Regions from separate parts of the Homo sapiens genome. Here all the other regions are linked to region 2. Evidence: chromatin loops called from intact Hi-C (ENCODE). Cell type or tissue: heart left ventricle. All regions are shown on one strand.

The links. A loop is a pair of places that touch in the nucleus more often than their neighbours do. Peaks named below come from ENCODE experiments on the same cell type or tissue, not always from the same donor. Only the 100,000 strongest peaks of a DNase experiment are listed, where the experiment ranks them.
Region 1: a loop joins it to region 2, with 2.1 times the contacts of the local background. A loop is called at or near these places in 5 of 110 quality-filtered maps.
Region 3: it touches region 2 in a loop (10-fold over the local background); 45 of 110 quality-filtered maps call a loop at or near these places.

What each region holds. Positions count from the first base shown.
Region 1 is chr4:100,651,247-100,659,246 of GRCh38, reverse strand. No RefSeq gene overlaps it. Among named protein-coding and RNA genes, the nearest start is that of LINC01216, 20 kb to the left of the region's middle. In heart left ventricle, no CTCF peak of the experiment used is centred here; no DNase peak of the experiment used is centred here.
Region 2 is chr4:100,417,637-100,425,636 of GRCh38, reverse strand. EMCN (endomucin) reads left to right here. Exons shown (of 12, transcript NM_016242.4): 6 at 2,233-2,325; 7 at 2,557-2,616; 8 at 4,260-4,355. It overlaps LOC124900740 (a long non-coding RNA gene), which reads right to left and starts at 4,266. Exons shown (of 2, transcript XR_007058203.1): 1 at 4,199-4,266. In heart left ventricle, a CTCF peak has its summit at 4,075; no DNase peak of the experiment used is centred here; H3K4me3 peaks cover 402 bases.
Region 3 is chr4:100,738,174-100,746,173 of GRCh38, reverse strand. No RefSeq gene overlaps it. Among named protein-coding and RNA genes, the nearest start is that of LINC01217, 49 kb to the left of the region's middle. RefSeq lists an enhancer at 7,375-7,454. In heart left ventricle, CTCF peaks have their summits at 3,964 and 7,166 (motif pointing right); no DNase peak of the experiment used is centred here.

The sequences.
Region 1 (8,000 bases), 230 kb before region 2:
TCCAAACCAGAAAATGTTGCATCACTTGTACTGTGGGCATTCATTCTATTAAAGAATTTTAGAGATCTACATAGTCAAAAAGTATTTTTCCCAACAGCAAGTATTATTTCCTTCGAATCCATAGCTTTATTGACATAATTATATATGTATATACCTACTCACTCTAAAATAATGCAATATCCCCTTCATAGCTCATCTGTAAGTTTATTTCATGTTGTTGGCCAAAACTCCACAGATAAAAGGAACTGACCCATGATTAAGAATTTTATTTAATAAAAAGAAAATAAAAACAACACAAATAATTATATTATCATAATTATATTATTAATATGTGGCTTACAAACATATCATTATAATTATAATATTGATAAACCATCATATGTTATTAATGGAAATTATATCTACATAAAATATGCTCTAAAGTGGGGCGTCTTAACTTCAAGCTGAGAGTTTGGAAACTACAGCATATACGTTATGTGTGGGAGAATGAAAAAAAAAAAACACCAGTCACATTATTTTGCTTAAAGAGATTCTTCATATCATTCTAGAAATCCCATGCTATATTTGGATGCTTTTTGTGGCAACATAATAAGCAAAATAACCTTGCTGCAAAACCTAAACCATTTTCTTTACATATCCGTAAGTACTAAACAGAAAAATTTGTAATGCTACTGCTGTTAGAGAATAGAGCAATGTGTATGTTCTGGTTGTGATATATTAAGGGACACAGACAACATGCAGCAAGACCATTTAAATGGAACAATAGAAAAGTGTCTATAAATCCATCTACACACACAAACACACATGTTTAGTTATATTTATGTTGTTATCTAAGTTCATTGTGTGCTGGTTAAGAACATACACTTTAGCACCAGAATGACCTGGATAGAAATCTTTGCTTAGGTTCTTAATGTCAAATTCTTTGTTCCTCATTTATAAAACTGGGGAAAGACTTCTTTATACTTGTAAAACACTTAAAAACATGTTTGCACATAGTAAAAATGGATGATGTTAGTTATATTATTAGAAACTCTGATATTAAGTGGGTTAATGCATCTGACATGATGAGCACAATGTTTGACCCACGGTTGATTTTTTTTGTTATCTTTACATCACTTGTGCCTAACATTGTCAGTGTGGAGTGTGGCTTCATTTTGCACTGGCTTCAACATTCGGTGACAATGGACACTGCTTGAAAATGAAGGTTCTCACGCTTATGATGTGATCTTGAACATAGCACTGATCATGATGATAAATACCTGTGTTTTGCTGTCTCAGAATATTCTAAAGTATGCACTGTCATATTTGACTTCAAAATATCCTCTGAGAAACCAGAGAAATTGTGTAAAATATGTGTTAGGTTAACACGTTTGTGGAATACCTGTTGAGTAAAAGCATCCCAAGGTACAGTACTTCCTCTGAAGGGATTTAAAATCAGGATGGAGATGCAAGGTATGAATACATAAACATAATGAAGTATTATTGAAATCTCAGACTTGACATGAGACATTAATGGAAAAAGCAATTATATCACTGAGGTCACATAAAGATTTATTCTTTGGTATTAAGTCCTAACTTCTCTTGCTAGCAAGCAAAGTTAATTTTTGTAGAAGTACTTGAACAGAAAGTTCTGTGATTCTGACTTCTGGGAAACTGTAGGTCTTGTATTTCTTTGTCATTGCTATTTTATTTCTATTCCTTCTTTTGAATAGTGAGTTGGTTGGGAGGAGGGGATTGCATTAGCTCCACACTGAGTATAAATTCAACACTTCCACTGGATTTCCAGAGCTCAGTGTTGCTCTGGCTTGTCCTATATCTTAAGGCTTATCAAGAAAGTCTTTGTTAACTGCCAGATGGTATGTTGACCTAAGGAAATAAGCCTTTAGCCACTGGAAATCCATTGTGCCAAGTACAACATTCCTAAATGAATATGGAACCAGAGATCATTGTTTTTGGTCACCTACTCACCCAGAAGAGTTGCTGAATCCTGGCATTCCAGTAGGGCTAAGGATGGTGAAATGAGAAGGGACTCAGGAGACCACTTGAAAGTATTTTTCCCTACTTAATTAAGTAATAAAGATTTTCCAGGAAACTCTACTTCCTTAGAGTGTGAAGTTTCTATAAAGTTGCTGACATAAGATATTGAGAAAGAATGTGCTTGGGACTTTATTTTCAAAATATATCCAAACCATATCACCACCTTTCCCACTTCATTCCTGACCCCAGCCATCTTGATCTCTCCTGAGCCACTTGAAATAGTCTCCTACTCGCTCTCTGTGTAGTCATTTCTACAACACTGAGCTCTGGAAATCCAGTGGAAGCATTGAATTTATACTCAGTGTGGAGCTAATTCAAGTCCTTCCTCCCAACCAACTCACTATTCAAAAGAAGGAATAGAAATGAAATAGCAATGATAATGAAATACAAGACTCACAGTTCCCCAGAAGTCAGATGACCCCAGAAGGCCGATGAATTGTTTTAAAATACAAGTCAGGTTGTGACACTCTTCTGCTGAAAACCCTGTAGTGGCTCTTCATCTCACTCTAAATAAAAGCCAGAATCCCTACAATGGCCCAGAATCACTAACTGACATTATTTCTCTATCTTATCACCACTTTGCCTTTCTGTTGCTCTGCTCCCACAATCCTGCCTTCCTTATTGAGCTTTGAATGTAGGACTTGCTTCCACTCAGGGCCTTCAAACATACTGGGGATTGCTGCGAATATATTGTGGAAACACTTTCATGGCATCCAGCATCCAGATATCCACGCAGCTCTGCTCTGCTCTTCCCCTCCTCTGGGCATTCGATAAAATGATACTTTCTCAGTGAGGCTTTCTTTGGACACTCTATATGAAATTAGAACACTCCCTAACACTAACAGTCCATGAACTCCCCTGTAATTTATTTTCTCCATTCTTATCAACAGATATTATCATACAGTTTATTTATTTATGTATTATCTGCCTCCTGCTATTGGAATATAAGCTCTATGAATATACGCATATTTTTCTGTTATGTTCATTGCTAACTCAAACCTAGAAGAATGTCTGGTCCAGAGAAGAAACTCAATAAATATTTATGTTTAAACTGAAGGCAGATAGAAATATTTATTAAGTTTAATAAATAGAATGAATTGTGCTGCGGACTGATGTTTTTCTAAACTCTAACATCAAGGTGTCACCAGTGACTTTAACCTTGAAGTCTTATAGAAACATCTGACGAAGCTCCTTTCCTCCAGCCAGTGAGATCCAAATAGACCATAGCCTAGAGGTCCAACTTGGCATGGCATTTTGGTTCTAATTCTGTGTTTCCTGGCTATTACTTTTTTTCTAATATTGAAACCAGCTACCTTGGGCTGGCTTTAAGGAGCATTCTTATGTGTGTTGCCAGAAGGCAGATTAGAATAAATAAATTTTCATTTCACTCTAAGCATTTGGTAGAACTTTTAAGTATACCAAATTAATAAGGATAATTTATTGATTTATTTGCCTTATATATATGTAACAGTCAAATTGATTTACCATAAAACTTCAAGAGAAAAGGAAATAAAAGAATGTAATTTCTATTTAAGGTATATGTAACTGGTCTGATTTAAAAAAAGGTTGCAAACTAGCTGTCAAAGTTAAAGTCTCATATAAATAAAGACAAAAATCCTTATGTACTTTTAATTTCTTATGAAACACTGCCATATTTGTAGTTGGTCTGAAGAGAAAAAAATTATTTCCCTCAAGTAAGAAATAACAAATGAGGAATAGAATGCATATGATGTGTATTTTTGTTTCAAAAACAGAAAAATCAAGTGACGGAAAGCAATGTGATGTATTTTACATTCCAATTAGTATAGAATCTTATTAAATTAGGAAAAAGTTCCTATTTTCATTATGAATGACAATCATTTATCATCAAAAATTATATTTACATACTTTCATCACAATTTTTGAATTTCTAATCTGCTTGTTTTTATTTCTCACACTCCATTCATGACTAATCTCTTTCTAGCATGGCTTTGGATAATACTGACTTTGTCTTCTTTAAAACAAAATTAAGACAGTAAAATGTGTCAGTGACCATTCACTGGTGCTCTATCAAGTGACAGGGACTATGCTACGTACTTTACACAGTGGATCACTGAAAATTCTATAAGGTAGATATTTCTATTCTCATTTCACAAATGCAAAAATTAAGATTTGGAGATTACAAATTTATGAAAGAGAGGGTATAGCTGCAACTTTAATCAATCTATGGTTCTAAAGCCTATAGTAGTTTCCTCAAACAAACATATTGTTTGGATGAAAATTGTACCACACGTACATGAGAGGAAAGGGTAAATGAAAATAATATGTATTAAATGTTTACTACATGCAAGCTTGCGTTCAATGCTTTTGTTATTTCAAAAATCCTTTGTCAAAGCACTAAGAGTGCATCATTCCATTTTACAGATGAAAACACTGAGTTAGAAAGAGGTTACGTATAAGCAACTATCAAGGAGTTTAACTGGAAGTCCTACTCAGATCTGCTGCCTCCAAATGGCATACCAGTTACACCACACTAAAGTTGGGTGAAGTATGGAATAACAAGTATGCCTAAGATATGAGTATAAATCACTTTCATTGAATTAAGGCTACCTTTGTTCTGTCTCAGAGAGAAATGATGAAGATGAAAATATAAGTGAAATCAGAATCTTTTGTAATTATTTTTCTAATACTTTTTCTATAAATGATGATTCAGTCTTTATTGATACACTTAGAAACTGATTATCTCTCTTATGTTTTTTACTATTCTTGAGTATGTTCTCAATTCAAATCATTTACAAATGAGAAATTAATGAGAAAATATTTTCTGTCCTTATTTGTCTTAATTTAATTATATTTAAATTGGAATCTTATCCCAAAACATGTAAAGGCTACATTTATAGAGAAGAAAGAAGAGGAAAGAGAAAAAATCTTTAAGTTGAAAAGTCTTTATGCGTGTTGAAAATAAACTTATGATACTTATTTTTTTGTCTTTCAAATAGAAGAAAGTGTACAATTAAAGTCAGATATAGAGATTCAAAATGGCTGCCATTGTAACTGAGTATTTTCAGAGTGACTGAGATGCTGTATTTCATAACCCTGTAATGAAAGACCCTGTGCCTAGAATAATCCTTATGCATGGGAGAGCAGAGCTAAGGTTGCTGTGGGAGTATTCACTCTGGAATTTATGATTTATTTGGGATTAAAATCAGATATTTAACATTTCTGCAAATACAGCAATCAGGTTGAATTCACTTGGAAACGGGAGTGAATTAGAAATACCCTCTGAACTTCTGTCTTCCAGTTAAAAACAATGAAACTGACATGGCTTTAATGACCCTAGCTTTGTCTGGATCCCACACAAACTACCCATGTCCTGTTCCACATAGTCACTCACTTCAACCATGTCCTGGACCTTCTATTTTCAAGAGAAATAAGTATAAAGGAGAGAAAAACAATCAAGATTTCCTGAGAGGCTTTTATAATTCCTGCAGATTCTGTGAGGTGGAGGAGATAACTTTTTCTTTCCTCAGAATTTTTATTTACAGACCAAGGATGAAGAGTCAACTGACATTTCTGTATTATAGCTAGTTCCAAAGGAAAACCTAACTGTCACAAATTTTTACGCATGCATCAAAAATATTAAATACAAGAAAATTGATAAATGGATAAAAATGTGACTACCTACAGCCTCTCTGCAGTTTTATAACTTCTTTACAAAGTAAATATTGTTTTCAGAACATTCAACAATATTAGTGAAAACTCAGTGTATGTGGACCTAGTTCAAATGCACTAATTGGTAAAGCTAATTTTTTTTAATGTTGTAAAACCCAGTGTTGGCTCACACTGCATTCATCTGCCTTTGTTCAGTCACCACATCACATTTTCTATGTGGAACTTTAAAGCAAAAACTTCTCAGCTAGGGAACTGCTGAATGAGCTCCTTACTTATCCATAAAAGACTGTGCCTCACTTAATGACTACATTTTGTGAGGGCAAAGGGGGTTATTGTTAATTTTTCCCCACTAAGTTCTATGGACATTTTTGGAGTTTTAAAGAGCAGAAAACAGTATAGATGTGTATTTACATCAATAATAGAAGCTGAATCACATACTGAACTCTATCCTAAAGTTTTCAAATTGTGGCTTTTGATTTCTCCTAAATAAAAGACGAATGTACCAAGTGAAAGAGGGACTAGGAATTGTGACAGAGCCGAGGAATATCTTAATGTACATATTAACATACTATCATGTTATCTTACATATAGAATATGTATTTAAAATAAGTCTTGACTTGGCATATTATCCAAGAACTAAACTTCAGGCTTGGCTTTTAGAAATATACAAGTTTAGGGCCAGGTGCGGTGGCTCACGCCTGTAATCCCAGCACTTTGGGAGGCCAAGGTGGGCAGATCACAAGGTCAAGAGCTCGAGACCATCCTGGCCAACATGGTGAAACCCCGTCTCTACTAAAAATACAAAAATTAGCTGGACGTGGTGGTGCGCGGCTGTAGTCCCAACTACTCGGGAGGCTGAGGCAGGAGAATCGCTTGAACCTGGGAGGTGGAGTTTGCAGTGGGCCGAGATTGCACCACTGCACTCCAGCCTGGCAACACAGCGAGACTCCATCTCTTAAAAAAAAAAAAAAAAATACAAGTTTAGATGCAGAAAGGATGCTTTTTCCTGGGTCACTGGGTCACTTATGCAGATACTGGCAAATGCTGAGATTACAAGATAAGCCTTCTAATTTTCATTTAAATAGTGGCAGATGCAAAGATTACAAGCTAGGTCTTCTAATTTTCATTCAATCTTGGATTTACTTTCTATGCAAAGCCATACTTTTCATGTTAGATGCAAAATAAGCTATGGACGTGTGACATGTTTGACTATTTTTGTTCTTGGAACATTCTTTTAAATTTTGTGTAGTCCTCTTTTCTTACATTTTTTTCTCTCCCAGAAAGACAATAATTGAGTTCGGATTCTCATACATTACTCTGCCCAAGGGGCAAAAAGTCAATAAAGACATTACTATAATTCCAGCCTTAAGAACAGTAGTCACATGCTATACAGTGTGCACTGCTAGCCAGGTATCCTAAGGTTCACAGATTAAAAGAGTGATAAGCTGCAAGCATATCAGGGAACCAACCACAAGACATAAGATTGGGAAATGGCGAAGGGAAGCTGACATTTCCAAAGAAAAATTGATGTGTCCAAACTTCTCTTTTTACAAAGAAAAAGTTAATGTTTCACAATATGAATAGGAGAAGTAGCCAAGCTGCTGCTACACAGTGGCACTGTGCTCTCTCCAGGACCTCACCTGACTGCAATCCTGCCACTGCGTGCCATTTTGTGACATGTAACATGGCAGATGTTTTATTTTTCTTAATACTTTGCTTCTAGTTATTGCTGCCAGTTTGATTTGTTAGGCCTGCTAGTTTGGGTTTAGAAACAAGAATGAAAGAAAATAATTCATATCTCTGTAATGGCCCATTTGGTTTCTTTCCTTCAGGACTGTCAACCCTGGGAACTGAGTCCTTTACAATCACCTGCAGTCTCAGGTCCACCCCAACCTTGGTAACAAATCTTATTTATTGATAAGCAGGCTGGCAAATCTTTCCAACTTATAAGGAAGAATACAACAGCCACATTTATGTTATTGTATTATGCATTCTCTCTGGTTGAAACGTTTGTTTGTGAAACCAAATTAAGATCAGAAGATTGTGAATGCCTCTTCACAGTGAAAGTAATTAGATGATTAATTAAAAGATAGTGACAAATAATATATAACAATCATCATTAAATACTCATATGTAAAAGAGAAATTATATTTAATTGTAAAAGAAAATAGAGCATATGGGATCAGTGCTCACCAACCTACTAATGGGATGTTGGTGAGATCTTCTGGCTGGAGATTTAGGGCATTAAAGAACCATTCCAACTATCAAAAGATCTTACCAGGTAGAGTCTTTTCTTTGTGAAGACAAGCTGA
Region 2 (8,000 bases):
ACAGTTTAAATTTATTTTTACTCATATAATTTTCACAATACCATGATGTAGAACTATTATAATCTCCATGTATATATGTGGAAACTCAGGCACATAGAGGTTAAGCAACTTGCCCAAGATTCCACAGGGGTAAGTGCTAGAGTCAGATTTGTACCCAGCTATCCTGTCTTCAGAATCATGCTCTTAGCCACTCTGCTATAGCTCTCCTATACTTCCTCTGGCAATGCCACTTTGTTAGTAATGTAGGATAATACAGTCTCAACAAAAACTGTGTAGATCATCAGGCTCTGAGCATGTCATGGATTCCGCATCTTAGTCACAGAAAGAATAACATTAGGCTCATGTTTTATGGATTCAGCCAAGTACCATAATTTCAGCAATATGATCATGCTAAAACACAGAGCTTCTCAAACTGTAGGTTAATTCCCATTATTGGATCATGAGCAGTAATTGTGTGTGTGTGTGTGTGTGTGTGTGTGTGTGTGTGCTGGATTCAGAAATAATTTCTTAACTGAAGGTTGCAGTTTAAAGAAAAACAAAACAAATTTTTAAAGTATTTGTTCAAGCAGCCACCAAATCTTTCCACTATGAAGTCTTAACATTTTGGCCTATCCATGGGTCATTAGCAATAACCATTGGCACTGGGCAATCAACACGTTTTAAGCAGGGAAGTTGGGAGTTTGTTCTGACCCAGACACATTACAATCAGTCCTGAGTCTGCCATTTAGCCTGTCTACAGGAAGGTAATATGGTAGGACAATTAACCCTTGAGAAATCCCAAAAGGATTAACATCATTGGTTATTTAATCAGCCACCTTCTTTTCCACCAAGAAAACTGAAAGAGCATTCATCCTCACTAAACTACTTGACACTGGAAAAGGCAGCTGAAAGTACCAAGGTTTCAGCTAGTTCCCACTCTTTCATTTAATATTCCTTTTTCTGCCTGCTTAGTGCACTAGCCTGACATTTTTCTTTGTTCTTATGGGCATATATCTAGCTTCCACCCACAGATCTCTTGCATGGCAAGAACGGTACAGACTCTGAACGTTATTCTTCACCCACAGATGTCAAAAATGCATGAGCATGCAGTGCGTGCTGGGATGTGGGTGGTGAAGAAGGAATGAGCCAAGGCAGTCATAGAAATATCAATTTCTTTGGTGCAATTATACATGGCCTCAATACGCCCAAGGAGCCATAATCATAAGAAGTGCCTCTTAGTGTCAGCTACATTTGACTGCATACCCCCTGTACCCAGAGCTCCATGTTGGGTGTGTGGACAAGTATGGCCCTCACACTCTAGGAACTTGCAATTCAGTGAAGAGGCAAGGCAAACAGGCATGATTTAAATAGAGCACTTCATACTGCACGAGGAAGAGAATACATTTTCAAAAAGTTTTCTAAGTACAAATTGTACTTTATTCCAAATTCACAAGAATAAATGTTTTCAACTTATACAATACTTAATTATTTATATTTCCTTTAAACTTATTGACAGCTATGGATTTTGAATAGTAGATTTTTACTTATAATTTTTGCTTCAGTCCTTCTGATTGAAGATGGCAAATGTTAACTAAACAAACAAATAACGATAACAATAAATTTTTAATTTATATTTTCCTTGGAAAAAAAAGAGCACGGATGCTAGTGAAAAAAAACAGTCAAGTAGCATTACTCTAGAAAAGGCACATAATAAAACCAGCTGCTGAACTTTAGGGATGAAAATGAAGGAGTCTTCTTTGATTTTTCCTCAATTCTTCTAACCAAAGCCTCAACTGCAATTTTTTTCTCTTCAATCACTGATAAATACATAAAATCTGACGTCCTGTGCAGTTATGATCATTTTAACTATGTGTGATAGAAAAAAAACACTATCACCCAAAGTTATAATATCTGAAATTTGAAAAATGCTTTTGCATAGATTTACATCCCACAAGAATCTTATGCAGTAGGTTATACAGGCTGTAATCTACGCTAAAAAACTTACTGAAGTTTTCTTGGCGAGTTCCTGAAGATGTAAAACTGATACTCAGGCTTTGTGATTCTAAATTTAATTATCTTTCCAGGAGGAATGGATGAACTTATGGTTTAGTGTTATGATTGCATTTATCCTACTATTTGACAATAAATAGTTTTCACAGATCTTCAGAAAAGCAAACTGTTTGAATCTGCAAAGAAATCCCATATGAAGGCTTAATACCATAGCCTGATTCTGCATTTGTAATTTTCATACAGGTAGTGTTCTACAACCAGATGCATCACCTTCTAAAACTGGTACATTAACCTCAATACCAGTTACAATTCCAGAAAACACCTCACAGTCTCAAGGTATGATATCTGTGTGCCTGAGTGGAAATCTGCTCTACCTGACCCTTTCTTGACTGAAACCCTAACAATCTTGACTCACAAAACAGAGCTCCTTCAGAATGAGACTGAATCTTTTGCACTTGCAGCATCATACCTACAAATCATGGCTGTTTCCTTAAATGAGGGTGGAGGGAGGACTGCAAGAATTGGCACACATTAACCAAAAGTGACTTGTTTTTTTCTTTCTTAAAGTAATAGGCACTGAGGGTGGAAAAAATGCAAGCACTTCAGCAACCAGCCGGTCTTATTCCAGTGAGTAACAGCAATGCCTTCATTCATGGCAGTAGATATGCAGAATGTTTGAATGTGACCAGTAAAGGAGAGGAATCAGATTATGGGCAGCCTTTTCTCAACTTTACTGAGCCTGCAATCCCATTACAATCCCATCTAACTGCTGCCTGCTCTGAAAATTTCCCACAAGTGAGTCTTAATGACAAAAAAAAAAAAAAAGAAAAGAAAGAAAGAAAGAAAGAAAACAGAAGAGGAAAAAAAGCACAGTTTGGCAATTTTTTTCTTAGTTTAGTGTTTAACAATTACGATCAAGGGCCAAGGATGACTCGATGGGACTAGTTTCAGATAAGTCAAAATGCACAGGTAGAGGTCCCCATAAAAGTGAATTATTTCCAAATTATCAGGTTGTATACCCTGAATATATTTTATTTTTGTCAAGTAAATAATTAAAATAATAAATAAATTATATCAAAAAATGAATTGTTTGCCTTCATAGAACATTAAAAACGGCCTTTAAGAAATGTTCCATTTTAACTAAAACCTATATATGTCATATAACATTTATGTGTGTGCTAAGACTGAATACAGAATATTAAATAACTTCCTTAGTAATTAAGAATAAAAAGACAATATTCAAAACTGTTATTATAAAAGGCTCTATTAAGTTTAGTTAAACCCATTCCATTAAATAAGTCATCATAGAAATTACTGACCTGCTGATTCACGGCATCTTCATTTGGGAGGCAATAATGATTTCACCTAAGGTCTATTATGAAATCAGCAGAACTTACTTAAAACAAATATTTAACTCTGACAATGGAAGTGTAAACCATCCTACAGATGAATTGGAGAGTAAGTCTCACCCCTGATAAATATATAAGGAGTACATATGAAAGCAAATATGCTAAACTAATAGTCATCTTAATTTCCTTTAGTTGTGTGTCTATGACAGCTCTCTTGCTTTTATCACTGTACTTTTAACCTTGGAAATAACCATCAGAAAAGAAGGAAAGAAGGAAGGAAGGAAGGAAGGAAGGCAGGCAATACTCTTCCTCTTAATACAAATATGAAAAACTCACCCTAAGTTACTGCAGCAACATCACTCCCCCAAACAGACACACATACACATCTCTCTTGAATCATGTTCATTTTCAAGAATCATCTTCACTGTGGTATCTACTTACATTATTTTATGCCTTTTCTAGTTTTAAGGTATTATTATAGAAAGAAATTTGTGAGTGTTTTAGAAAGCCAGCATTAGGACTAAAGCAATCCCCGTTGGGTTATATATATTTTGGTAACTTCATTATAAAGTACTAAAAAATGTAATGAGTGAATGAGGATTTAATTATAATCTAGAGTACATCTTCTGCTTCTCCAGTCTCCCATCTCCCCACTTCTTCAGTCTCCAGGAAGATGGGGGCACTCTCTCTTAAGGTTGGAATTTTGTTTCAGAAAGGTTACAAGACTGACATCAAGTGGTTATGTCAAAGATGACAACTAGAGCAAACCCCATGAATCAGAGGAATCTTTGCCTAAAATATGTTTTTAATAGAATGATATTTAAAGAAGAAAGGAAGTACTCATGCTTTGGCTCACTTACCAAACTATCGCTGTGAAATTCAGTAGCCACTCTAATTGACAATGTCTCCAATTCTTTTTAGGTATTATTTTGCCGGTGGTTATTGCTTTGATTGTAATAACACTTTCAGTATTTGTTCTGGTGGGTTTGTACCGAATGTGCTGGAAGGCAGATCCGGGTAGGTAACAGTGTTTTGTTTTGTTTTCCTGAAAGAAGAATGAATGCTCAGTTTAAACTTGATTTTAAATTCTTAAAGGGAGAGAAAAGTTATAGAAAGAAATGAAATGTCATATTTCCTGATCACAGAAACAAAGGACGAAGGGCACAGACACCCACTGAATGCTAGTGAACTGCAGAGTGGGAACTAAATACTATGAGTAGATATTATCAAATATAGGGAAATTCTTTTTAATAAAATAGCCCAAATTTTATGGGTGGTCAGGGGAATATGATAGTAAAGAGGGCATAACAATGACATAACTTGTCTATGGTAAAGATTAACTCCATTTCTATGTAACAGAAAATAAAGAGGGAGATTGCTAAGAATTCAGCTCAGGGGCCCATAATCTCAAAAAATGTCCCGTGACTAATTTCCCTCCTGGGAGACACACCCAACGAAAGTATCTTCCAAGACCATGTTATATTTTTTATCCTTTTTAAAAATAAACTTTCTATTTTAGAGTAGACTTAGAGTTACAGGGAAGTTGCAAAGATAGTACAGTGAGTCACCATACCTAGTTTCCCTTATTCCCTTATTAAGATCTGATGGTATGTTTGTCACAATTAGTGAACTAATACTGATAAATTATTGTTAACTAAATTCTGATTTCTTTTAGTCTTTACTCAGTCTTTTTTCTGTTCCAAGAAATTTGCCTCTTCTTTACTCAACCTTCACCTAAATACCCCTTCAACTCCCATGGCTCAGCTGTCATGTTACCGTAATTGCAAACTATCTTTCCACTTCACAGCCCAGCCCTGGTCGTATAATGTAGTAGCATGTATCCATGCCCTCATCCATACTATTCCTTCTGGAATATCCAGCCCACCTCTTACCTTTCATAACATACCTAATCTCCAACTTACCCATTAGGACTCAACTCAAACACAAATTTACTGTATCTTTTTATAACATACCACTTCTTCAAGCAGAATGAATTCTACCTTTAATTGTATTACTACAGATTTGGATTATATCATTTATCATACCATAGTACAGTTACTTATTTCTCCATGTGCCTACCTCTCTTGAAAGTCAGGCAACCCTTCCAAGTCACAAATCACATATTGTTCACATTGCATGCTACCTAATATATAGCAGGCCCTTACTATATACTTATTGAGTTACATTTTTAAAGGTACAGTAAATAGAATTCTTCTTCCCCACTTTAATTCTAAATATGTCACAAAAAAATCTAAGTCTCATAAACTGTTAGAAGGTAAAAAGCAATTATTTTTATAATGTATATAAGCTGCATTATTCTTTGTTTACCTCATGGACAGTGTGCCCCCCAGGACACCAGTGAATGCTATCCCTAAAGCCACCTGCTCACCATGCATTGCATGGACAGTTGTAGTATGATAACGACAGTACCAAGAGAAGCTAGGAGACCAAAACAGCAGAGTTCATTTTAGCTCTTGGTGAAAAGTAAAAACAAATCAATGCCTTTTCCTTTGGGAATCAGTGAATAAACTTCTTAATGTCTGAAACATGTCTCCTTGTTCAGTTTTCAGAGGAGAAACAGCATTTTTATAAGTCAGTTTAATTTCTCTAAGTTTCTGAACTACCTACCAATCCTGTCTTTTACTGAAAATCAGCCTGAGAGTGTTGAGTAAGCAGGATATGTAAAAATTAATGTGCTAAATTTATTTGTAAAAATATGCTATACTAAAAATTACTTTACATAGGAAGATTTAAGAATGTATTATTTGAAAAGTTGACCTTTTCTATTAAAGCGGTTTCCATGGATGTATAAAGTTCCTACCACTACGGATAGCTATTCTGAAGACATGAGTATTTTAAAGTCAAGTTTGGCAATTGTACAATTAGCCAAATCTTTTTGGTTGTTGTTAACTTTGTTTCTGAGACAGAATTTACAGCACTGTTATCATTAAATTAGCACCATTAAATACCTGCAGTTAATCACTCTTCAAGTATGTGGGAGAGACTTTATCTAGTTTGGGAAATTAGTAAACCCATTCTGCTCTGTGGAAGACAACATGAATCAGAGATTTCCGTAAGAAATGAAGCTTATCTGGACAAGGTTGACAGTGGACTGAACTTTAACCAAATAAGAATGGTATATACGCAGAAAATAGTCTGTTGGCTTGCATCTATCTGCTAATGAGACTATCGCTATAGTTTCCTAGGGAAAAAATATTAAAACAGGCATATAAAAATCTCAATACATTTTGCTGGAGAGAATGCGGAGAAAAGGGAAACCTCGTACGCTGTGGGTGGAAATGTAAATTAGTACAACCACTATGGAGAACAGCTTGGAGGTTCCTCAAAAAAACTAAAAATACAGCTACTATATGATCCAGCAATCCCGCTGCTGGGTATATACGCTTAACACAGGAAATCAATATATCAAAGAAATACCTGCAGTCCCACATTTGTTGCAGCACTGTTCACAATAGCCAAGATTTGGAAGCAACCTAAGTGTCCATCAGCAGATGAATAGATAACGAAAATGTGGTGCTTATACACAGTGATGTCCATTCAGTCACAAAAAAGAATGAGATCCTGTCATTTGCAACAACATGGATGGAACTGGAAGTCATTATGTTAAGTGAAATAAGTCAGGCACAGAAAGACAAACTTCCCATGTTTTTATTTCTGGAAGCTAAAAAATCAAAACAATTGAACTCATGGAGCTAGAGAGTAGAAGGATGGCTACCAGAAGCTGGGAAGGGTAGTGGAGGGGAAGTGGAGATGGTTAATGGGTACAAAAATGTATGAAGTATGGGTAAAACCTAGTATTTGACAGCACAACAGGGCGACTATAGTCAATAATAAACTTAATGATACATTTTGAAATAACTCAATGAATATAATTGAACTGTTTGTAACACGAAGGATACTTGAGGGGATGGATACACCACTGCCATGATGTGATTGTTATGCATTGCATGCCTATATCAAAATCTCTCTTATACCCCATAAATATCTACATCTACTATGTACCCCCAAAAATTATAAATGAAAAAAACTCATTTTAAAACAGGGCTATTAGCATCACAGGTGATATTGTATATGACACATAGGAATCAAAAAATGCTGTTAAAACCTTACTGATGGAGCAAAGATGAGGTTAAGTCTAATTGGTGAGCAGCATATGGTGCCATGGGTTAAATCCTACGTATTAAGAGTTACGATGGCAATATCTTAACCAAGATGACAGAAATAGAAGCAGCCAAAATATGAGTGGAAGTTAAGGTCTTTATAAAACAAGGATAGTCAAAGCCAGGAGAATTATATTCAAAGGGCATACTCAATGACAAGATTTAGATTACATATAAAAGGAAATCTAAGAAACAGAAGCTGCAATGGAATAAAACCAGACCAAAGGAGCACAACAAGGGGAACCTTATGCAATCACATTAAACAGCTGGCCTGATTGGCCATAGATTAATGCAAGATTTGATCACCAACATTCACTCCAGAGAGGCCATGTCCTTGTGCAGAATGAATCATTCTGAGTTCTCACTCTAAACCCCAGGTGTTTTCTATCAGACAGCTGTGAAGCAGCCTGGCAAAGAGAACAAAAGATTAGTTGCAGCTAGTAGCCTCTGCGACATTTTGCAGGGCTCTTTTGAGAGGCTG
Region 3 (8,000 bases), 320 kb before region 2:
GCTGATCTTGGTGAAAAGATGCTCCAACTGCCTGGCGATCTGCATGAGTATGGGGCAGAGAGGGCCCTGCTACATCATGGTCTATGTGCAGGAAGCGTGAAGTGGCTCAGGCTGCTGATCCAGGTAAGTGAGTTCTCCAACCGCCTGATGATCTGCCTGGGCATGGAGCAGAAAGCACCCCATTGCCCCATGATCTCAGGGGAGAAGGCTGTGGCATCTAGCAATGATACTTGCAGACTGGTTCTAGGTCTCCAAGCTGGCTCTGCCTGGAAGTCTCATTGTCCTGGATAAACTGCATACAGAAAGTTTTATTAAATAGTGTAGGCTCTAGATAATCCAACTGACATGTTTATGAACAATAATATATGATAACAATCTTTTTTTCGAAACGGAGTCTCGCTCTGTCACCTAGGCTGGAGTGCAGTGGCACAATCTTGGCTCACTGAAACTTCTGCCTCCCAGGTTCAAGCGATCCTCCTGTTTCAGCCTCCCGAGTAGCTGGGACTACAGGCATGCGCCACCATGCCCAGCTAATTTTTGTATTTTTAGTAGAGGCAGGGTTTCACCATGTTGGTCAAGCTGGTCTCAAACTCAATCTTAAGTAAGGGACATAGAGTAGCAGTTCTGCTCTGTGATGTTGGGAATGTTCTATATCTTTACTGTTCAATAGAATTTTGTGAAATAATGTGCATGCTTTATATCTGCACTGTCCAATATGGTAACCACTAACTGCATGTGGCTATTGAATGTTTAAAATAGGTTTAGTGTTACTAAGGAACTAAATTTTTATTTTTATTTAATTTTAAATAATTTAACATAAATAATGATAGGTGGCTAGTGACTACCATGTTAGTAAGTACAGTTCAGTATTTTGTTTTAAAAGCAGAGAAGTATTGACTGCCTTCTTCAATGCCCAGTATATACTCAGTATTTAGTGATTCTTATATAAAGGAATGCCTACATGCTAAAAGATTGAAAATTGAATGTTTCTGCAGGAGGGCCTAATAAATCAAGCGAATGCTTTACTACTTCAGTATAAAATAAGCTATTCTTCTTTCAGTTTGATCTAAATTATGTCACCGATTCAGTTTTTCCAGGGTTCTGAGGTTAGAATAAAGAAAAAATATAGGGATTAAAGACTGAGGAGGCTTGGAAAGTTCAGAGAAATTTGATTCTGACAACTGGGAGATAATTTCATGTTAATTTTTTTCCTTATTATGGTTTTAGTAAAGGTCTGTACCAAACATAAGTGTAAACTGATGTGAACTTTTCTTTATTTAGAAACCTGATTCCTGGCCTAAAAGAGGAGCTGTTTTATATCCTTACATATAACATCAATTTTCCCTTCTTCAGTCAATGATCAAAGAAGTCAATTTACTTCTAGTTTATTCAGTAAAGAAATTGGAACTCCCACTTGTGCCTGGAACACAAATTATAAAAAATAATGTAGTCTTTTAATCAATGTCCAGAAAGCAAATGAGGAAAGCTAGTTTTTCAGGAAAAACAGTAACAACATTAAATTGGCCTCTTTATGAAGTCCATAGACTGACTTATACATTATGAACTTGTAATCCTATAAGAGTAGCAAGAACAATATAGAATTGCTGTGGAGGGAATGGTGTGCAAAGAGAAATGCTATCAGGGGAGGTGAGCCAATAGCATGTATAATAACTACTCTCTTGTATTTGTGTGCCTGCAAGAGTTTTACGGTACTCAGCCCAAACATGAACAGAGGCCCTCTGGCTCGATTCTAATTTCACCAAGAGAGCCTTCTTGATGTAGCCAGCCTTCCTTTATTAAAATGTCTAAGACTTTTAAAGAAGGCAAAGCTACTATAAAAACCCCAGTAAAATTGGTTTCTGGTACTATAACGTATTTTGGATATCTTATAAGTCCATTGATACTTTTAAGATTTTTGCTGCCTAGTCCAATATATTTTTTGGAATGAGCTCATTATGCTGCCATAATGAGTAGCCCCCAGACCTCAAGGTTTAATCCAACAAAGGTTATTTCCTGCTCATTCTTCACCTCTTGTAGGTCTGCCAGGGGGCTCTGCTCATCATAGTCACTCATTGCCCCAGGCTGACCCAGCCTACACCTTGACATATGCTTTCAAGTTGCCCAAGGCAGGGAAAAGGGAATGTAGCCAACTACATAGTGGCCCTTAAACCTTTGGCCTAGAAGTGACACAGGTCACAACTGCTACATTCATCTGGACAAATGCATGTTATTTGGTGATGCCTAACTGTTGAAGATGTAAAGAGGTACAAATCTATCACGGGCCTCAAAAGAGGGGAGAAGTGAATATCTGAGTAGCCTGTAGGTGGCTAGCATGTACCAGGGTACAGTTCAGTTGGACACTAAAGACATTCAGAAAGGAAATGATTCCATACTCCAGTACATTTGAAAACTTTGAGTCAAACAAACCGACCTATATTTCTTCATTGTGGGATTGTTAGTATTTAATGCTGTGAAGTGGATTGTGAATAATTAAGAACGTGTTATAATATGAGGAGTTTTCCAAATTCATTAAACTCATTAAAAAGAAAAACTTTTTTTCTTCACATAGCATCTGGAGAAACATTCTTTGCTCGGTGCTCTTTCCAAGATGGATTTCATGGTACTTTCTGAGCCCCTCTTCAATTTATCTAATTTATCTTTATTTAATAGGATAGTTTACATATTATTCATTAAAATATTTGATGCAGAGAGATAATAAGTAATAACTTTTGTAAGTAAAGATCATGAATGTCTAAACGAAGCTCCTTTTTCCAGAAAAGTTATACATTAGAATTTTAATGATGAATGTTAAAGTATATGGTGGCAGATAGACTAAGAGGCCTACTTCAAATTTCTTTGAGGCTCTAAAGAAGTGTCCATGGCTTTGTCTATACCACCTGACTATAGTACTTCTAAGTTTAAAGTTCAGGAGAGATTTAGCTTTTAAGAGCCTGCCAGATTGCAAGGTGTGATTTATCTAAAACTTCAGTGAGATAAAAATTAATTAAAGTTTATTAACTCTTGCTCAGAATAATATATTCTGCTAATTTGGAGAAAAAATTGTTAGCAATTGTTACATGGTATATGGAAACTAGATTAGAATATTTAGGGATAATAACAGGTTTTCACATATTTTTAATATCATACAATTTTGTATTAAAAATTGACACTTTATTTCTTGTATGAAGAATTACAACATATGAAGATAACAGTTAAGTAAAAAGAAGAGAGAAGTCACTAATAATGACAAGTCATTCAAACAATGAAAAGTGATAATGAGAAATTCAAATGAGAAGTAATTAATGAGTCACTTATCTAAGATGCTTATTCAGTTACATTACCTGTTAGGAATGAAGCTGTGTATCATAAAGCAAGTTACGAAAATTTTATGTGAGGAGACAAAATCAGAGTCACAAAATCCCTATGGTAAGATTTCTAAATTCTAGGCACATATTCAGTTCCCAATTACCCTTATTTTGTAAACAACTCTAACTAGGGTAGTTATTTGGTTTATAACTATAGGAAATCATGGGAATTGACAAGTGGGATTATGTACTATGGGCAGTGAAAAGCAAACAGAGAGTCTAGACATGTGACTGAATATTCTACTGAGTTAAATACTCAAAGGAGACAACAGTCTGAGATGCCTTTGCCTAGGATCAAATTTGCACTTGAGAAATATCTCTGATCTAGCATAGTAATTTATATTGATGATAATTATCTGTAGTCATCAAAATTGTTAATTATTTTCAGTGCAGTAGCTAAGACATTAGGGACTTGTGCAGTATCTTTGAAGAGGCTTTCTATCCAAAACTACTAAATAAAAGATATGTAAAAGCACGGATCCTGTGTAGCTGTCAAACTCAACTATCCAAAATGATTCATTCTCCAAGTACTTTTTTTTCTTTCTCATCTCGGTCATGTAAAACATCTCACAACATCATGTTGACCCATAGGTGGCAATATTGGTATTGTGCGAGTCAAGTCAAAAAGATGGGGGTGAGTAAGGCAACATAATTTAATAGCGCAATGAAGAAAATGATTGAATCTGAAATCCAACTTTGATGAACATAAAATAACTTTACCAAATCTTCTGGAATTTAGCCCTTACTTACAAAATAACCCCCACTGATTTATAGGCTTGGATTTGAAAAAAAAGTCTAAATTATATGTCCTGAAAAAATGTTATTGTATTTTGAATGTATTTTTGTTTATGTATAGTGGTTTGTTAAACTTTGTATTAAACCAGTTTTTCACAGCTATATTCCTAATATCTTTGTTTACATTTAGGAATATTAGGGTAAAATCCAAATTATACTGTCCAATATCTACAACTAGGAATTGTGTCAGCAACCTTGTGGAGGACTCAGGGACCACTTCTGGATGAATTAAGGCCGTTGGTCCCCAGAACGCTTAGTGAATTTCTGATGTCCATTGAAATAATGATTATATATAATGTCTTATGTGGTGAAAGGACCCTTCAGCCCTTTAGGACAATATGTTTTAATTGTTTTTAAGCTAATTTAATATTTCTTAAAGTTTGTAAACCCATGTGCCTATTTGTTCAACACAATAATCTCACAGCATCTCTTCTACCCCTTCCTAGATTCTGATACTTCACCTTGGGGAGAGGTATAGCTTTCTGTTGAAAACTGTGCTCTTCAAATCATCCCACCATTTTACTTTTCTATAATGTGTATAAATATTTTTCTCATTTTTCATTATAAAATTATAACATTGATTATGCAGGCATTTTCTTTTTTGCCCTCTAGTAACTCTGATATACTCCATCTCTCCAAGTTGATCATCATAGCCCTGAATAAAATCAGTTTAAGATGATAAATATGACAGTGAATAGAAAACAAAGAGAGGTATGTGCATGTGTGTATGTGTGTATGTTTGTGTGTGTGTGTGTGTATGTGAGACACGGAGAGACAGAGAGGGAGGGAGAGAGAAACAGAGACAAAGACAGAGAAAGAGAGACATACAATTGCGTGGCATAAAAGAAACACTGACAAACTTTGAAAAATTTTAAGTGACAAAAATAAACATTATGCAGTTTCTCTCACCTTCTAGACCTGAGATATCTAATACAACAACAAGTATCCACATGTGGCTATTTAAATTTTAGTAAAGTTAAAAATCTATTTCCTCAATCACATGAGCCACATCTCTAGTGCTGAATATGCACAGGTGGCAACTTTATTGGATGGTGTGGATATAGAACATTTCATTATCACAGAAAGCCCTATTGAACGGTGCTGCTCTATACTTTAAGTTCCTTGGGTTATGATCCTTTTAATTTTCTATTTCCCTACCTAAAACTTTGTATGTTAGAGGCATTCAGAAAATACTTGCTGAGTAAAAATAAAAGGGGATTTCTATTAAAAAGTCTAGAAAAAATTGTGAAAAGCTTCAGGGACTAATTTGATTATTTGGTTTCTTATTATAGAGAATATGAAATATTACATATGCAATATATGTAAATACAGATGTATAATATCGGTATTCATTGGTACTTCTAGTCTTATCTCCGGCTTCCCTTTCTCATTCCTTATAAGGCCACCATGGAAAAGCCTTTTGTCCAAAGTTCTATGCTGCAAAGGGACAAATTAGTCCCAACAATGGCTTTCCAAGCACACTCCAAAGATTGACCTGGCATTCGTTCCATGTTGTTCTCTTTAATTAATATTAATTAATTCACTCCTTTCTGGGTTTTCAATTTGCCTAGATAAGGCATTATAAATTAGAAAATGTAACACATTCAGTTTATAATTTAAAGGGCTCTCAGCTGATAGTTAATTAGCTTGATTCAGGAAGGATAAACCAAAAGAATGAATTTTTAATGCTAATTTAAAGGACATTAGTTGCTATGGGCAGAATGATTAAAATGCCAGTTTGAAGCAGGAAAATTAGAATGCAGCAGCAGTGGCAATCATAGATTATCAGTGGTTTTTGTATATATGCCAGGATTATAAGACATTCTGTCACCTGCCTATAGAAAAGCTTGACAAGTTCTGGAGGGTTATTTTGGTCTAAGACACATGATGGGTAAATCTTAATTGTCTTATCTTTTAACATGTGTTCATCCAAGTCTCCTCAGGGATGCAATAAAGTAGAGTTATATTTTAGAATGAGATGTATTTACCTGGCTTGATGCATTCATCACAAGTAGCAGAGGGTTGACACTAGCCTATCCTTCCAACCTTGTTTAACAACCACTTACTGAGTACCAAGCACTGTCCTAAGCATTTTACAAATACTAACTCAGGTAATTCTCATAACAAATCTATGAGTTTCATACCATGATCATCCCCATTTTTTTTTTCAGAAAGAAAACGGAAGCACAGAACGTTTAATTAATATGCTCAAGGTCACACAGGTTGTAGGTGGCAGGTCCTAGATTTGAACCCAAGCAATCTGGCTTCAGTGACTATACTGTTAACTAGATAAGAAATCCAACTCAGCAGATTATTATCAGCTAAAGACAGCCTCTCAGTTAACTTTAAATGCACTGTTATCAACATCCAAAGATTATCCTCAAAGATGTCATCCTTTCTGAGGAACTCCAGAACACAGACATAGTGAAATGTAAGGAGTTGAGGCTCACTTACTCTATATTTAAAGATCCTTAATGGATCAGAAGATTCTTGGGGATCAGCAAGGTGTCTCTAATGTTGCCAAACGATTAGCAAAAAAGCAAAGACATAAAGTTTCAAACAAAATTAATCTTTTAAATTCAATCACTCAAACATTTTTAAAAACATTTACAATAAACCAGGCACTAGTCTGGGTGCTGGATAGATGTGGATGAAAAAGACACCACCCCTGCTCACAAGGAGCTAAGAGTTTAGTGGGGTGGGGTGGGGGTGGGGGTGGGGCGGGGGAAATGTAGACAAAGGTAATTTTGTTATGGTATAGAAAGCTCAAGAATGGATATTATATCAAGTACTAAAAGAGGAAAGAGTAGGGATAGCTAACCCTTCTCCTGTAGTGAAGAATAATGTTCAGGGAAGGTTTTAAGGGAGGTGAGATTTGAACTGAGATGTAAGAATGAAGACTGAGAAGATTGCAGCATCCCCCAGCCTTGGCATTTTTGACAATTTGGACTGGATAATTTTTTGTTTGGAGGACTGGCCTGTACGTTGGAAGACGTTCGATGGAAGTCCTGGCCTCTACCCACTAGATGCCAGCAGTGTCTTTCCTCAGGTTATGACAATCAAAAAAGTCTTGAGGTATTGTCAGATGTCCCCTGGGAGACAAAATTGTCCAAAGTTGAGAACTACTGAGCTGGGAGAAAAGGTGGTGGGAGGTGGCTGGGACTAGTAGAAAGGGAAAGATGCCTGTCAGGGAGAGGACACACTGGGGATGAAGGCCTGGAGGTAAAAGAACTGGGTATGTATAAAGCTGTTGGGGCATAAGTGTGAGGTGCAATGTGGCCATGAATGGTTTCGATGATGATAGAGGAGGAAAAACTCACTGGTGACCTGGAGAGAACTCGTAGCAAGCACACACAGGCAGGAGATGGACTAAAGGTTACTCTGAATCATAAATTCAGCCAGGCTGCCTTATGGACTTATAAGGAACCAAAGCCAGCATCCACACCAGTTAGGTGGGGCACAAACAGACTGAGTGACTCATTCTGAGCAAAGGAGCTGCACTCTCCCCAAAGGCAGGTTGGAGGCTAGCTAAGTTCAGACAGTGGTTTTTTTTTTTTTTTTTTTTTTAAGGGAGACAGACATGGTCTAACATGAGGAGAGAGGATTGTGTTCACCCTAATCTTTTTGCTATGTAAAGCGTGAGACTGTGTGATAGGATATCTTCAGATCTGACAGCATAAGTGAATTCAGCAAGGCCCCACTGAGAACTAAAATCTTTGGTGAATGAGCTGCCCTATTTAAGTAGATTTTCCAAGATGATGAAAATCCTTAGTGCTTCAGTCCGCTCCCTTTAAACTTTAATCTTATTTTACTTTATATTGCTTTCTTAGCATAAATGAA